Linked DNA regions of Homo sapiens: region 2 is linked to region 1. A link is a loop called in an ENCODE intact Hi-C map of the cell type or tissue named here. Cell type or tissue: ovary. All regions are shown on one strand.

The links. Hi-C counts contacts between places; a loop is a spot of excess contacts. Peaks named below come from ENCODE experiments on the same cell type or tissue, not always from the same donor. Only the 100,000 strongest peaks of a DNase experiment are listed, where the experiment ranks them.
Region 2: it touches region 1 in a loop (3.0-fold over the local background); 17 of 110 quality-filtered maps call a loop at or near these places.

Annotation. Positions count from the first base shown.
Region 1 is chr7:74,429,177-74,437,176 of GRCh38, reverse strand. No RefSeq gene overlaps it. Among named protein-coding and RNA genes, the nearest start is that of GTF2IRD1, 21 kb to the left of the region's middle. RefSeq lists enhancers at 1,154-1,773, 2,395-3,015, 6,584-7,557. In ovary, no CTCF peak of the experiment used is centred here; no DNase peak of the experiment used is centred here.
Region 2 is chr7:74,529,179-74,537,178 of GRCh38, reverse strand. GTF2IRD1 (GTF2I repeat domain containing 1) reads right to left here. Exons shown (of 27, transcript NM_005685.4): 9 at 7,262-7,445; 10 at 2,041-2,066; 11 at 904-1,012. It overlaps WBSCR23 (Williams-Beuren syndrome chromosome region 23), which reads right to left and starts at 4,587. Exons shown (of 1, transcript XR_007060383.1): 1 at 3,966-4,587. In ovary, no CTCF peak of the experiment used is centred here; no DNase peak of the experiment used is centred here.

The DNA.
Region 1 (8,000 bases):
GTCTGCAGTGAGCTATGCTAGCACCACTGCAATCCAGCCTGGGCGACAGAGCAGGAAAATTTAATGTTGTTTGCCCTGTTGGGTTTGGGACTTACTTAGGATCTATTATCCTTTCCTTCTTTCCTTATTCTATTTTTTTTTTCAATCCTTTCCTTCTTTCCTACTTCCCCCTTTCGGAATGGAAACATCTGTCCTGTACCTGGCCCACTGTTGTCTTTTGGAAGCACTTTACTTGTTTGATTTCATAGACTCAGCAGGAGGCATATTGATGCCTCAGGATGAAACACACCCTAGAGTCTTACCCATATCTGAGGTAGATAATATTTAGATGAGACTTTGGACTTGGACTTTAAAGTTGATGCTAGAATCAGTTAAGGCTTTTCAGGGCTACTGGGATAAAATGAGTAGTATGTTTGTTTGTTTGTTTTGTTTTGTTTTGAGACAAGGTCTTACTCTGTTGCCCAGGTTAAAGTGCAGTGGCGCAATTGTGGCTCACTGCAGCCTCGACTTCCTGGGCTTAGGTGATCCTCCCACCTTGGCCTCCCAAAGTGCTGGGATTACAGACGTGAGCCATTGTGCCTGGCTGGAATGAATGTATGTCATATGTGAACGTGAAAAGGACATGAGTTTTGGGGGCCCAGGAGCAGAATGCTATGATTTCAATGATGATGTCTCTTCCAAAATTCATGTTGAGACTTACTCATTGTGGTGGTGGTATTGAGAGGTGGGGTCTTTTTGGGAAGTAATTAGGTCATGAGAGCATGAGCCTACAGATTGGTGCCTTATAAAAGGGCTGGAGGGAACTAGCTTAGGACCCTTTGCCTTTCCACCTTCTGCCATGTGTGAGCAGAGTTCATCCCCCACGCAGGATGCAGCCAAAAGGTGCCATCTTGGAAGCAGAGACTAGGGCCCTCCCCAGGCAGTGAACCTGCTGGCTACTTGATCTTGGACTTCCCAGCCTCTAGAACCATGAGAAAATAAATTTCTGTTCTTTATAAATTCCCCAGTTTCAGGTATTTTGTCTTTTAAAATATTTTTTTATTTTGTGTTTTTATTTTTATGGGTTTTTTTTAATATAATTCTTTTTTTTTTTTTTGAGATGGGTGTCTCACTCTGTCACCCAGGCTGGTGTGCAGTGGCATGATCTCAGCTCACTGCAACCTCCCACTCCCGGGTTCAAGGGATCCTCCCACCTCAGCCTCCCAAGTAGCTGGGACTACAGGCATGCACCACCATGCCGGGATAATTTTTATATTTTGGTGGAGACAGGTTTCACCATGTTGCCCAGGCTGGTCTCAAACTCCCGGGTCCAAGGGATCTGCCATCTTGGCCTCCCAAAGTGCTGAGATTACAGGTGTGAGCCACTGTGCCCAGCCTCAGGTATTTTGTCACAGCAGCACAAACAGCCTGAACTCAGAGCGCTAGAGAGGCATGATCTTCCACGGGTCACTGGGGGCTGGTCCTGGAGATGCTGTTGGGCAGATATACATGTCAGCACCAGCCAGCACTCAGAGAACCCTGAGGGTCTTAGACAGTGGCCACCTCGGTAGGTGTCCTCCCTGCCTTCTTGTCTGCCCGGCAATGCTCTGTTCGCCTCTGCGGGCTCACCTCCCAGGTTACTGCCTCCAGGAAGGAGCCCCTGATCTCAGGCTGGTCAGGTGCCTGTCTGGGCCTCCCAAGCCCACAGTGCTTTGAAACCATCTGCCTTCCCACTGGACCATGAGGTTCTCCAGCAGGGGCCCTGTCTGAGGGCTCTCTGAGTCCCTGCACCCAGCATACGACCTGACCCAGAGTCTGAGGCTGCCAGGGCTTTGCTGGAACAAGTGGCTAAAGGCAGGAGCTGTGAGAGGCGGGTGAAGGGGCTGGGGGCTCAGGAGGGACACCAGGGCAGGGCTCTGACTCAGCTCCTGCTGTCTACTTGGGAGAAACAACCCAGAAGGCCCAGAGAGAGGTTGCTGTCCAGGAGCTGTCTCCACTGCCGGCTGGCTCAGCTTCCTCCCCGGAATAACTTAGTAAGAGTCAGTGTTCTCCCCGTCTCTAGTTAAACATTAAAAATTAGGCCACGTGCAGTGGCTCACACCTGTAATCCTAGCACTTTGGGAGGCCGAGGTAGGGGGATCACCTGAGGTCAGGAGTTCGAGACCAGCCTGGGCAACATGGTGAAACCCCATCTCTACTAAAAATCCAAAAATTAGCTGGGTGTGGTGGTGGGCACTTATAATTCCAGCCACTCGGGAGGCTGAGGCAGGAGAATTGCTTGAACCCGGGAGGCGGAGGTTGCGGTGAGCCAAGATTGAGTCACAGCACTCCCGCCTGGGTGACAAGCGTAAGACTCCGTCTCAAAACAAAAACAACAACAAAAAATTAGGCCCAACCCCTGGGAATACTTACCAGCCCCACTCACCTTCCTGGGCTGGCCTCTTGGAAGCCCCGGGGTTCTACAGGCTCAGGTTCCCAGCTGCCCTGGCCCTCACATGCTTGGTGTTACCCGGCTGGGCTCCCTAACTGGGCCACCACTGGGAAAGGTGCTGGGTTAGATGGAGTCACCCCTGTGTGTGACCCATTTCTGTGGACCCCACCTGCCCTGTGTACATCTGCATATATGATGCAGTCACAGCATTTTCTGCCTATCACCTTCTCTGCCCAAACCTCAGTTTCTTTATTCATTTGTTTATTTAGAGATAGGGTCTTACTCTGTTACCCAGGCTGGAGTAAAGTGGCTCGATCACAGCTTGCTGTAGCCTCCACCTCTTAGGCTCAAATGATCCTCCCACCTCAGCCTCCTGAGTGGCTGGGACTACAAGCATGTGCCCAGCCAATTTTATTTATTTATTTTTTGTAGAGATGGAGAGTCACTGGGTTGCCCAGGCTGGTCTCGAAATTCTGGGCTCAAGCGATCCTCTCGCAATGGCCTCCCAAAGTGCTGGGATTACAGACGTGAGCCCCGCACCCGGTCCTCAAACTTTCGTTTCCTATACTCAGGATGGGGATGGTTGTGCCATCTGGGGAGCGTCAGGTGGGCCAGCCACAAGGCCAGGAGAATGAGATTCCTCTGTAAAGAGGACAGAGCCCTTCCTCCTCAGCCAGCCTCAGCTCTGCCGCTCACACGTCTGGGCTCCCTGCTGCCCGGGATCCCAGCCTGCCGGAAATGTAGCAGAAAATTTGCCACCTCTTTACTACGAGCCCCAGGACAGGGTAGGTCTGGGGGCAGGAGGCCCCTCTTTATTCTAGTTTGCCAAGAACTGAATAAAGAAGAAAAAGAAAACCACCCGGCCGGGCGTGGTGGCTCATGCCTATTGTCCCAGCACTTTGGGAGGCCGAGGCAGAGGTCGAGTCGTGTGGATCACTTGAGGTCAGGAGTTTGAGACCAGCCTGGCCAACATGGCGAAACCCCATCTCTACTAAAAATACAAAAATTAGCGGCTGGGCATGGTGGCTCATGCCTGTAATCCCAGCACTTTGGGAGGCCGAGGTGGGTGGATCACAAGGTCAGGAGATCGAGACCATCCCAACTAACATGGTGAAACCCCGTCTCTACTAAAAATACAAAAAAATTAGCTGGGCGGGGTGGCAGGCGCCTGTAGTCCCAGCTACTTGAGAGGCTGAAGCAGGAGAATGGCTTGAACCTGGGAGGCAGAGCTTGCAGTGAGCCGAGATCGCGCCACTGTACCAGCCTGGGCAACAGAGCAAGACTCCGTCTCCAAAAAAAAAAAAAAAAAGAAAATTAGCCAGGCATGATGGCAGGTGCCCTGTAATCCCATCTACTCAGGAGGCTGAGGCAGGAGAAGCGCTTGAACCCGGGAGGCAGAGGTTGCAGTGAGCCGAGATTGTGCCATTGCACTCCAGCCTGGGTGACAGAGCAAGACTCTGTCTCAAAAAACAAAACAAAACAAAAACAAAAACAACAAGAAGAAAAAGAAAACCACTGAAGACATGCTTCTCTTTCCCTACCCCGAATGGTGCAGCTCCAGGGCCAGGGTTGGCTACATCACTGCAAGAGGAAAGTGTGGGGCACATTGTTCAAAAAGCAGGAAAAATGTGTCCTCGAAGGTGCTAAAATACAAAACTTCTTCCTTTCATCCTTGGGCTGACTCTCTCTTGACATCATGATTTTGAAAAAAATTGCTATTTGCCATTTAATGTCGTTCTTAATACAGAAACATTAAAATGCTAAATGATTAGTCTTTTACTATTTCATTCTTTACCATTTATCTTTATATCGTTCAATGCTGGCTTTAAATGTAGCTATAAGAGCATTTTACTCGTGAGCAGAATCGCCGAATCTACACAATTCATATTGTGCCTCATGTGCAAATAATGTGTTTCTTTCTTTTTTTTTTTTTTGGAGACAGAGTCTGGCTCTGTCACACAGGCTCCCTCTGCCTCCCAGGTTCAAGTGATTCTCCTGCCTCGGCCTCCTGAGTAGCTGGGACTACAAGCGTGTGCCTCCATGCCCAGCTAATTTTTGTATTTTTAGTAGAGACGGGGTTTCACCATGTTGGCCAGTCTGGTCTTGAACTCCTGACCTCAGGTGATCCACCTGCCTCAGCCTCCCAAAGGGCTGGGATTATAGGCTTGAGCCACCGTGCCCTGCTCAGTTTTATTTTTATTTTTTTAGAGACGGAGTCTCACTTTGTCGCCCAGGCTGGAGTGCAGTGGCATACTCTCAGCTCACTGTAACCTCTGCCTCCCAGGTTCAAGCAATTTTCGTGCCTCAGCCTCCCGAGTAGCTGGGATTACAGGTGTGCGCCACTACGCATGACTAATTTTTTTGTATGTTTAGTAGAGATGGGGGTTTCACATGGTGGCCAGGCTGGTCTCAAACTCCTGACCTCAGGTGATCCATCTGCCTCAGCCTCCCAAAGTGCTTGGATTACAGGCATGAGACACTGCGCCCGGCCAAGTTCTGGTTTGAATAGAAACTTAGGGCCTTCAGGCCAATCACAGTGGCTCATGCCTGTAATCCCAGCACTTTGAGAGGCTGAGGTGGGAGGGTCGCTTCAGGCCAGGAGTTTGAGACCAGCCTTGGCACCATAGAGAGACCCCATCTGTACAAAATATACAAAAAATTAGCTGAGTGTGGTGGCATGTGCCTGTAGAACCAGCTGCTCAGGAGGCTGAGATTCGAGGATCACTTGAGCCCAGGAGTTCAAGTCTGCAGTGAGCCATGATCGCGCCACTGCTCTCCAGCCTAGGTGACAGAGCAAGACCGTATCTCAATAATAATAATAATAAATAAATAAATAAAAATTAAAAGTAAGGTCTTCAAGGCTGTCAATGGCCTCTTTTTTTTTTCAGTTTGTTTTTTTGAGACAGAGTCTCACCCTGTAGTGCAGTGGCACGATCTCAGCTTACTGCAACCTCCACCTCCTGGATTCAAGCAATTCTTGTGCCTCAGGCTCCCAAGTAGCTGGGATTATAGGTGCGCACCACCACCCCTGGCTAATTTTTGTATTTTTAGTAGAGAAGGGGTTTCGTCATGTTGGCCAGGCTGGTTTTGAACTCCTGACCTCAAGTGATCCCCCACCTTGGCCTCCCAAGGTGCTGGCATTACAGGCATGGATGGCCTCTTGATAGAACGTGTTTACTTAATACCTGTTTTGAGTCACAGGCCCAAGCTTCTGCATTAGGAGCCTGTTTGCTGTCCCTCTCCTCTTCCTGCCTGGAAATCAAGCGGCTGCCCCACTCCTGCTACTTATAAGCTGTGCCACCTCGGGTGGCCACCTCCCCTCTCAGAGCCTCAGTTCCCCGGAGTGATAGCAGTGGTTGCTGAGGGCTGCCTGACCCCCTTGTGAGCTTGCCGTCTGTCAGGCCACAGAAGCAGAGTCCTCTCCCCTCCGCCACTTTGCCACACTTGGGGACGTTTAGGGAACTATGGGTGCTCAGGGTCCTGTAGGTGGCACTGGCCCTGGCCCTGGGGCAGCCCGGCCCCCTTTCTGGGGTGGGGTGATGGCTTGAATCCCAAAGTGTATTTTTTTTTCCTACCCAGCTGGAGTTTCCGCTGACACAGCCGTGTTTTCAGCGCTGGCATTGTGCTTGTATTTAGGTCAGGCCTATTTTAATGCCGCTGGGGACTTGTGCCGGGCTGAGACCGCCTTCCAGGGTTGACACAGAGGAGTGCTGGGCTGCTGAGGGTTTGGAGAGGATGGATGGATGAAGGGAGGAGGGAGGCAGGTGAGGAGGGAGACAGGAAGTGGCAGGTGGCCTTGACCCCCAAATCCTGGCCTATCTGGGGCCCCTACACCCTCTCCCTTTCTATTTTCTTTCTTTTTTTTTTTTTGAGACAGAATCTCAGTCTGTCACCCAGGCTGGAGCGCAGTGGCGCAATCTCGGCTCACTGCAACCTCCTCCTCCCGGGTCCACACGATTCTCCTGCTTCAGCCTCCCGAGTAGCTGGGATTACAAGCGCCCACCACTATGCCTGGCTAATTTTTTTTTTTTTTTTGTATTTTTAGTAGAGATGAGGTTTTACCACATCAGCCAGGCTGGTCTCAAACTCCTGACCTCAGGTGATTCACCCGCCTCGGCTTCCCAAAGTGCTGGGATTTCAGGCGTGGGCCATCACACCCGGCCACACCCCTCCCTTTCTGGCAAGGATCCCCACCCCAACATATACACACTTAGTCTGGTGGGAGGAGAGTCCTACACTGGGCCTCAGGGGACATGGTCGACATTCCTCCAATGTGTGATTTTGCAAGTGATGCTCTCTCCTGCCTCGGTTTCCCCATTTGTCCAAGGAAGGGTTGCTTTGATGACGCAGCCCAGCTCCTCTGGGACTTTGAGAGCACAGGCTGCCAGGCATGGTGGCTCACACCTGTAATCCCAGCACTTTGGGAGGCTTCTGAAGCGGGAGGACTGCTTGAGGCCAGGAGTTTGAGACCACCCTGCACCACATAGCGAGACCCCATCTCTACTAAGAAATTAGCTGGGCATGGCCGGGCATAGTGGCTCATGCCTGTAATCCCAGCAATTTGGGAGGCCAAGGTGGGCAGATCACCTGAGGTAAGGAGTTCGAGACCAGCCTGCTCAATATGGCATCACCCTGTCTCCACTAAAAATACAAAAAATTAGCAGGGCATGGTGGTGGGTGCCTGTAATCCCAGCTACTCGGAAGGCTGAGGCAGGAGAATCACTTGAACCCAGGAGGTGGAGGTTGCAGTGAGCCAAGATCGTACCAGTGCACTCCAGCCTGGGCAACAAGAGTGAAATTCCATCTCAAAAAAAAAAAATTAGCCAGGCGTGATGGCATGTCGTTGTAGTCCCAGCTACTCGGGAGGTGGAGGCAGGAGAATCGCTTGAGCCCAGGAGTTCGAGGCTGTAGTGAGCTGTGATTGTGCCACTGCACTCCAGCCTGGGTGACAGAGCAAGATCCTGTCCTAAAAAATAAATAAATAAATATAACAAAAATAAAAAGAGCCCAGGCTGGTATCCCAGCACTGCCCCTTGCCAGCTGTGTGACCCCATCAAATTACAAAACCTCTCTGTACCCTAATGCCCTTAGCTGCAAAATGGGGATAAAAATAGAATCCATTTCACAAGGCTTTCGGGAGTGAGATGACATCAGGCATGTAGCAATGGTATGTGGCCCCCTGCTTGGAACTCGGGAAGTGCTGGTTGAGAAGCATTTAGTGGCATCGGTGTTATTTTCATCACAATTCGTCCTCCCCAAGGTGCCCCGCGCCTGCCCAGCCCGTGCTCAGCCCAGGGCCCAGAGCCGAGGAGCCCGGGTGCTCATTGATATTCTGGCCACCAGCATCCTTACCGGGCCTGAGTAAACCTAACCCGCGTCTATCGCCAGATCTGGTAATTAATACCCTTGACGGTTTTTATTGGAATGAAGCAGGATCTGTGCATGACTTGGTTTTTAATTAATAACCAGCCTCCCTCCACACGTCCCTCCCGTCCCCCAAGTGCCCTTGAGGACAGGATGAGGTGTGGGCAGGGGCGGGGGGGCAAGTCACCAGGGCCTGGTTCAGTTGTCTCTGAAGGGGAGGTGCAGG
Region 2 (8,000 bases), 100 kb before region 1:
CTCAGCCTCGCAAAGTGCTGGGATTACAGGCGTGAGCCATCATGCCCAGCTGCATGTTTGTATTTTTGAAACAAGGTCTTTACTCTGTTGCCCAGGCTGGAGTGCAGTGGTGCGATCATAGCTCACTGCAGCCTTTACCTCCCAGGCTCAAGCAATCCTCCCATCTCAGCCTCCCAAGTAGCTGGGACCACAGGTACCAGCCACCACGCCCAGCTAACTTTTTATTTTTTGTAGAGACAAGGGTCTCACTATGTTGCCCAAGCTGGTCTCAAACTCCTGGGATCAAGAGATCCACCCACCTCAGCCTCCCAAAGCGCTGGGATTACAGGAGTGAGCCACCAAGTCCGGCCTGGTGTGGGCATGTATTTATTTTGAGATAGAGTCTTGCTCTGTCACCCAGACTGGAGTACAGTAGTGCAATCTCAGCTCACTGCAACCTCTCCCTCCCAGGTTCAAGCCATTCTCTTGCCTCAGCCTCCCGAGTAGCTGGGATTACACATGCGCACCACCACACCCGGCTAATTTTGTTTTTAGTAGAGATGGGAGTTTCACCATGTTGCCCAGGCTGGTCTCGAACTCCTGACCTCAAGAGATCCGCCCGCCTCGGCCTCCCAAAGTGCTGGGATTACAGGTGTGAGCCACCGCACCTGGCCTAGTGTGGGCATTTAGAGGCTTCTGAGAGAGGTGACATCTGGCTAGATGTTGGGGGCGGGAGAGTTCTCTATGTGAGAGTTCTCTAGGCAGAGGGAAGTAGGTGGAGTCTGTTTTCCCTTGCCCTCCCTTTGCACCTTCGAGGGGTGGTGGTGTGGTGGGAGCCGCCCTGGGTACCCCCTTGCAGGTAACACTGCCTCAGCCCAGAGCAGGGCTGGCCGCGGGCCTCCGGGGCCAGGGGCGGGGCCTCACCGAGCATTCCCAGCAAGGTCAAGGACGGTGGCCCTAGAGACCTCTGCAGAGGTGTCCTCTGGCGGGCTGGCTGGCTCCAGCTTCGTGGTGTCTTTGGTAAACTTGTTCCCTGTGGGGAGAGTCAGGGAGGTCAGGGTGAAGGCCCTCTGGCCTCCTCTTGCTGCAGAGCCCCTGGGTAAAGGTCTGTGTGTGAAGCTGGGGGAATCCCGGGGATAGGGCCTGGCCTCTGCCTGTCCTTGTGGGCGCCACGTCCAGCCAACAGCCAGGAACGGGTCCTGGGGAGAGACTCTGACGCCAGAAGGAGGAACAGCAGCCCTAGTGCCAGAGGTGGCCAGAGATTTGGGAGAGCAAGGGGCAGGAGGAATGGGAGGCAGCAACCAGAGATGGTTCTCCTGCCCTCCAACACACTATGGGGGCTGAGCCCTCAGAAAAGGGCCGGGGCTTCCCCATGGCTGCATCACAAGACCAGGCTCTCATGTCATCGTGCCAGGAGCCCAGAGGAAGGCGCCCTTATCCTCATCTCACAGACGTGGACACTGAAGCCCACAAGACCTTGCCCAAAGTCACACAGCTGGTGGGAGGCGGGACCGGAACTGGGGTGCCAGGATCACCCCAAGAACCGTGATGCTTTTGCTACCCCGGGAAGAGCCCGCATCTTCCTCCTGGGACAGGTGTGCTGGCCCACGGGCCACTGCATGGGCTCTGGAGTCACACTGCTGGGCATGCAGCAGGGACCCGTGCTCACCAGCTGGGCTTCCGTTCCTCTGTCTGCACGTGAGAGTAGTGGAGTGGAGCCACCTTCATAGGATTGTTGGAATCAGATTAAAATAAAATATGCTGGCAGCTTCAAAGAGAGCCTGGCACAGGCTCAGGTTCACCAACCTGGCACCGGTTAGCGTCCAGCTTTAGTACTCTCTGTCCAGGGCATTTGAAGCTGGGAGGGGTTGTCCTGACAGTCTGTCAGCACCTAGAAGCCTGGGACCCATTTCTGTCCCAGGACACAGAAACCACAGCCCAGCCTCCCTCCCTGCCTGAGGGGAGGCGCTCAGGAGGACCAAGTCCAGGGTGGTGGCAGCTCGGGTTCTGTTGGGGAACCAATCCGGAAACTTCAGAATGGACTAGATGGTCCCCACATACCTGTGAAAATTCGCTCATCAAACATCCTGGGGAGAGAAGAGAGACAGGCATGAGAACAGTGCAGGCTGGAGGACTCTCCCAGGGCTCGGGGAGATGCCTCCAGTCCCCTTTGGTGATGGTCACTGAGTGACACATGCACAGCTACAGACCTGGGCATCCGGCAGACATGCAGGCAGGAGAGGGCATGTCTGGAACCTCAGAACATCCCAAACCGTTTATTTTTATTTTTATTTTTGGAGACAGAGTCTCACTTTGTCGCCCAGGCTGGAGTGCAGTGGTGCGATCTTGGCTCACGGCAACCTCCGCCTCCAGGGTTCAAGCGATTCTTCTGCCTCAGCCTCCTGAGTAGCTGGGACTACAGACGTGCACCACCATGCCCTGCTAATTGTTGTACTTTAATCTAATTAATTAATTAACTTTTTTTTTGAGATGGAGTCTTGCTCTGTCGCCCAGGCTGGAGTGCAGTGGCGCGATCTCAGCAGGGGAGTGGGGTCTCTCAGCGTGAAAACAGGAGTCATTGTCAGCCTCGCTCCCCCAGCTCTGCCTCCCATGACTGGCGTTTTTGGTTCTATTCTAATTTCCTGCTGGGTTCCCCATGAACCTCCGCCTCCCGGGTTCAAGGGATTCTCCTCCCTCAGCCTCCTGAGTAGCTGGGATTACAGGCGTGTGCAACCACACCCAGCTAATTTCTGTATTTTTAGTAGAGATGGGGTTTCACCATGTTGGCCAGGCTGGTCTCGAACTCCTGACTTGAGGTGATCCACCTGCCTCAGCCTCCCAAAGTGCTGGGATTACAGGCGTGACCCACGGCACCCAGCCTATCCCAAACCATTTTTGCACAGTTAGGGAAAGCATGGGCCAACCCCTGGGGCGGTCTTGGAGGGTCTAATCTGCTCACAACTCCCTGGGGGCCTCTTCTGGCCCCAGGTGAGTGACTCAAGCCCATTTCCCACCAGCACCTACTCTGAATGACTTATTCGTTTATCCTGAGGGCTTTTGCCCAACTTCTCCTGCATCTTACTCAGTGACAGGCACAGGACGGCACAGAGCAGAGCTGCCAACCGATCGTGGCAGCACAAGGTGAACCGTGGGATCCTTTTTTTTTTTTTTGAGTTGGGGTCTTGCTCTATCACCCAGGCTGGAGTGCAGTGGTGCAATCATAGCTCACTGCAGACTTGAACTCCTGGGTTCAAGCGATCCTCCTACCTCAACCTCCCAAGTAGCTGGGACTATAGGCATGCGCCACCAATGCCAGCTAAGTTTTAAATTTTTTTGTAGAGACAGGGTCTTACTGTGTTGTCCACATTGAACTCCTGACCTCAAGTGATCCTCCTGCCTCAGCCTCCCAGAGCGCTGGGATTACAGACAAGAGCCACTGTGCCTGGCCTTGTGGGACCCTTCACAGGTGTCTTAGAAATCAAGGGGGCCCAAGCAGTGAGCGGCCAGCCCTTCCCTTAGGGAGGGAAGCAGGAGAGACTTTGCAGGAGAGAGAGCAGTGAGCTAGGTGAGGTGACTGGAGGCTGGAGGTGGAGGTGCACGGCCTTCAGTGCTGTCCTCAGGCACCTGGCCTCTACCCTGTGGGCAACAGGTGCCCCAATGGTCATGACAAGGTCAGATTATCAGAGAATGTATTGGAGGAGGGGAGGCTGGGCACCCAGGGGCCCATTTAGGGACCCAAGTCATCCAGGTAAGATGCATGGAACCAGCCGGGCGTGGTGGCTCAAGCCTATAATCCCAGTACTTTGGGAAGCCCAGGCAGGTGGATCACCTGAGGTCAGGAGTTTGAGACCAGCCTGGCCAACATGGTGAAACCCCGTCTCTACTAAAAATACAAAAACTAGCCAGGTGTGGTGGTGCATGCCTGTAATCCCAGCTACTTGGGAGGCGGAGGCAGGAGAATTGCTTGAACCTGAGAGGCGGAGGTTTCAGTGAGCCGACATAGCACCACTGCACTCCAGCCTGGGCAATAGAGTGAGACTCCATCTGAAAAAAAAAAAAAAAAAAATGATGCATGGAACCTCTAGCCAGGAAAATGAGGATGAAATAAAGGTCTGAGAGTCTGAGAGGGCGGGGCTGGGCTCACACACTCTCCTGCCTCCAGGACTGGAGTTCTGGCATTCTTTCCCTTCTAACCTCAGCCCCACCAGGGTGGTGCCTGGTGGTGGGTCAGGGGCCCTCAGGCAGCTGATTATGGAGGTACAGCTTCCCTGCCATGGAGTGGCTGGACCACGGACAGAGCCTTGGGCTCTAGGGGGAATGTAGGAGGAAAGAAGGGATGTCCCAGCCTGCATACCTGACAATGTCCAAGGGAGGACCCAGCAGGAAATTAAAACAGAGGCAAAAACACCAGTCCTGGGAGGCAGAGCCGGGGGTGCAAGGCTGACGGTGACTTCTGTTTTCACGCTGGAGGCCCCACTCCCCTGCCACTCCTGAAGGCCCCCACACATCTGGATCCACAGGCCCAGAGGCAGCCTCAGGGAATAATTTTGGGGGAAAACTGGCTTCCTTTCTGAGGCCTGCTTCCTCAGCCCCACCCAGTGATGGAGACACAGTCAGCATTGGTTGTCGTTTTATTATTGTTTTCAGAGATAGGGTCTGGCTCTGTCGCCCAGGCTGGAGTGCAGTGGCGTGATCATAGCTCACTGCAGCCTCCAATTCCTGGGCTCAAGTGATCCTCCTCCGTCAGCCTCCTCAGTAGCTAGGACTACAGGTGCATACCACCAGGCCTGGCTATTTATTTTATTTTTTGTAGAAATAGGGTCTCACTATATTGCCCAGGTTGGTCTCAAACTCCTGGCCTCAAGTGATCCTCCTGTCTCAGCCTTTCCAAGTGCTAGGATTACAAGTGTAAGCCACTGTGCCCAGCCTGCAGTTTTATTATTTACAGTTTTATTTATTTATCAGGGAGAACAGGGTCGGGGAGATGTGGGTTCGAGACAGCATCAGGGACTTACACCATTCCCTGGGGGGGCATTGGGGGTGGAGGCAGATGTCAGGGAGCGGTCAGATGCCCTCACGGGCTGCCCGGACTGGAAGGCCCACATGATAGGCACTGACCAAGGGGTCGCTGGCCAGCCTCTAAGCACAGTTCTGAGTTCTAGAAATCTTCTCCAGATACTTTCTCCTCCTAAGTTCTGGCTTAGCTAGAACCAATATATCTGCCCCTGAGGTGTGAACCCACAGCCCTGGGGGATTCTATTGTATCCCAGTAGGAATACAGACATGAGAAGTAGGAGGCCAGAACTTGGCATGAGTTGGGGTTGGGGCAGAGGTGGGGGGCAGAGAGCTGTACCACCAATAACAAGACCCTCAGGCCTTGTAGAAAGCACTTCTGACTCCCAGATGGTGCATACCCTGCAGATACCTGGGCCAGGGCAGAGACTCTACCTCCTGGCTCCCCCCACTTTTTTTTTTTCTTTTTGGAGATGGGGTCTTGCTACGTTGGCCAGGCTGGTCTTGAACTCCTAGGCTCAAGTGATCCGCCTACCTTGGCCTCCTAAAGTGCTGGGATTACAGGCCGTAAGCCACTGTGCTCAGCCCCTGGCTCCTTTTTAAGCCCTCCTCTCCTGACTCACTTTTGCCAGCATGATCTCAGATGGTTAAATGATGAGGCTGGGGTGTGTAATAGAAAAAAGTGTACTTGGAGGCTCTGAAGCTGTAGCCACTGTTCTAAGCATTTCATCCACATCTGGTAATTTACTCTCCGATCAACACTATGAGGCATGGACAATTATCAGGCCTGGTTATTCTATGTTTAATTTATTTATTTAGAGATGGATTCTCGCTGTCACCCAGGCTGGAGTGCAGTTGTGCCATCTTGGCTCACTGCAATCTCTGTCGCCCGAATTCAAGCCATTCTCATGCCTCAGCCTCCCGAGTAGCTGGGACTACAGGCGTGCGCCACCACACCTGGCTAATTTTTGTATGTTTAGTAGAGACGGAGTTTCACCATGTTGGCCGGGCTGGTCTCAAACTCTTGACCTCAGGTGATCCACTCATCCTGGCCTCCCAAAGTGCTGGGATTACAGGCGTAATCCAGGCCACCATGCCTGGCCTATTTTTTATTTTTTGAGATGGGGTGTCACTCTGTCACCCAGGCTGGAGTGCAGTGGCACGATCATAGCTCACTGCAGTCTCGAACTCCTGTGGTCAAGTGATCCTCCCATCTCAGCCTCCAAGTAGCTGGGACTACAGGTACCTGCCACCATGCCTGGCTAACTTTTTAAATATTTTGCAGAGATGGGGTCTCGCCATGTTGCCTGGGCTGGTATCAGGCCTGGTTTATGTAAATGAGGCACAGAGTGGTTAAGTAACTTGCCCAAGGACGCCCAGGTCGGAAATGTCTTCAGGTGCACCGATGCACTTAATGATGTTTTAATTCACAAGGGAAATAAGGACAATGAAAAAACACCTCATGCTTATTAAACATCTGCTACATGTCAGGTGTGTTTCATCCACTTTTTCATTTTATGTTAGGAAAACTTGGGTCGGGGGGGCCATCATTGTCCCTTCCCCCCACCCCTGCCGCCTTTTTTTTTTTTTTTTTTTTTTTAAGAAACAGGGCCTTGCTCTGACACTCAGGCTATGCAGGCCTGGGCAATATAGCAAGATCCCATCTCTATTCAAAAAAAAAAAAAAAAAAAAATTACAAAGTGCCTGATTAGGCCAGACACCGTGCCTGCATTTTCCATTCAATCCTCAAAAGGCCCAGAAGGAATAGGCCACACAGCTACACAAGGAGCTATAACAGAATTCTCTCTCAGACTCGTCTTATTCTCTGTGTTAAGTTAGAGAACCCATTCATTCTGCCCCTGCCCCATCATTGCCTCCCCAGGCCCCTGCTTAGCCCACATGCCCCAAAACCCGGAGCCCAAGCCAAGCCCGGAGCAGAAGGCCAGACCCCTACGCCCACCCGCACCTCTCTTTTTTGAGACAGAGTCTCACTTTGTCACCCAGGCTGGAGTGCAGTGGCATGATCTTGGCTCATTGCAACCTCTGCCTCCCGGGTTCAAGAGATTCTCCTGCCTCAGCGTCCCAAGTAGCTGGGATTACAGGCACCCACCACCACACCTGGCTAATTTTTGTATTGTTAATAGAGACGGGGTTTTGCCATGTTGACCAGGCTGGTCTCGAACTCCTGGCCTCAAGCGATCTGCCTGCCTTGGCCTCCCAAAGTGCTGGGATTACAGGCATGAGCCACTGCGCCCAGCCCCACCCGCACCTCTTAATGATGAAGTGGATACTATGGCGCTCCTCCAGGATCCGCTTCAGCTTGGGGACTCCATAAGTGCAGGGGCGCTTGAAGGGGATCTTGTCCGGGATGCCCACGATCTCCACAGCCTCCGGGTCACAGGCAATCTTCCGGTAGGGCACGGGGACCATGTGGTCCAGGCCCAGGGCTTCCGCTGGAAAGACAACCAAACAGCAAGGCTGAGTGTTAGACAGGCTGCTGGACACACAGGACCCGGGAGCTGCGGTCCCCATCACCTCCCACCGTCCCCACTCCACTCTGGCCATGTAGCGGCCAGAGGGATCCTGCAGAAATGTCAAAATCATATCACTTTTCTGTTAGGAAATTGGCTGGGCTGGGTGCGGTGACTCATGCCTGTAATTCCAGCACTCCGGGAGGCTGAGGTGGACAGATGGCTTGAGCCCAGGAGTTCAAGACCAGCCTGGACAACACAGCAAGACCCCATCTCTGCAGAAAGTAAAATACAAAAAGCTAGGTGTGGTGGTGCACGCCTGTGGTCCCAGCTACTCGGGAGGCTGAGGTGGGAGAATCACTTGAGCCTAGGAGTTCGAAGCTGCAGTGAGCCAAGATCATGCCACTGCACTCCAGCCTGGGCAACAGAGTGAGACCCTGTCTCAAAAAATAAAAATAAAAAATGTCCAGTGGCTCCCATCTCATTTGGTGACAGCCAAAGTCCTACGTATGTGACTTCATCACCTCTGGCCTCATC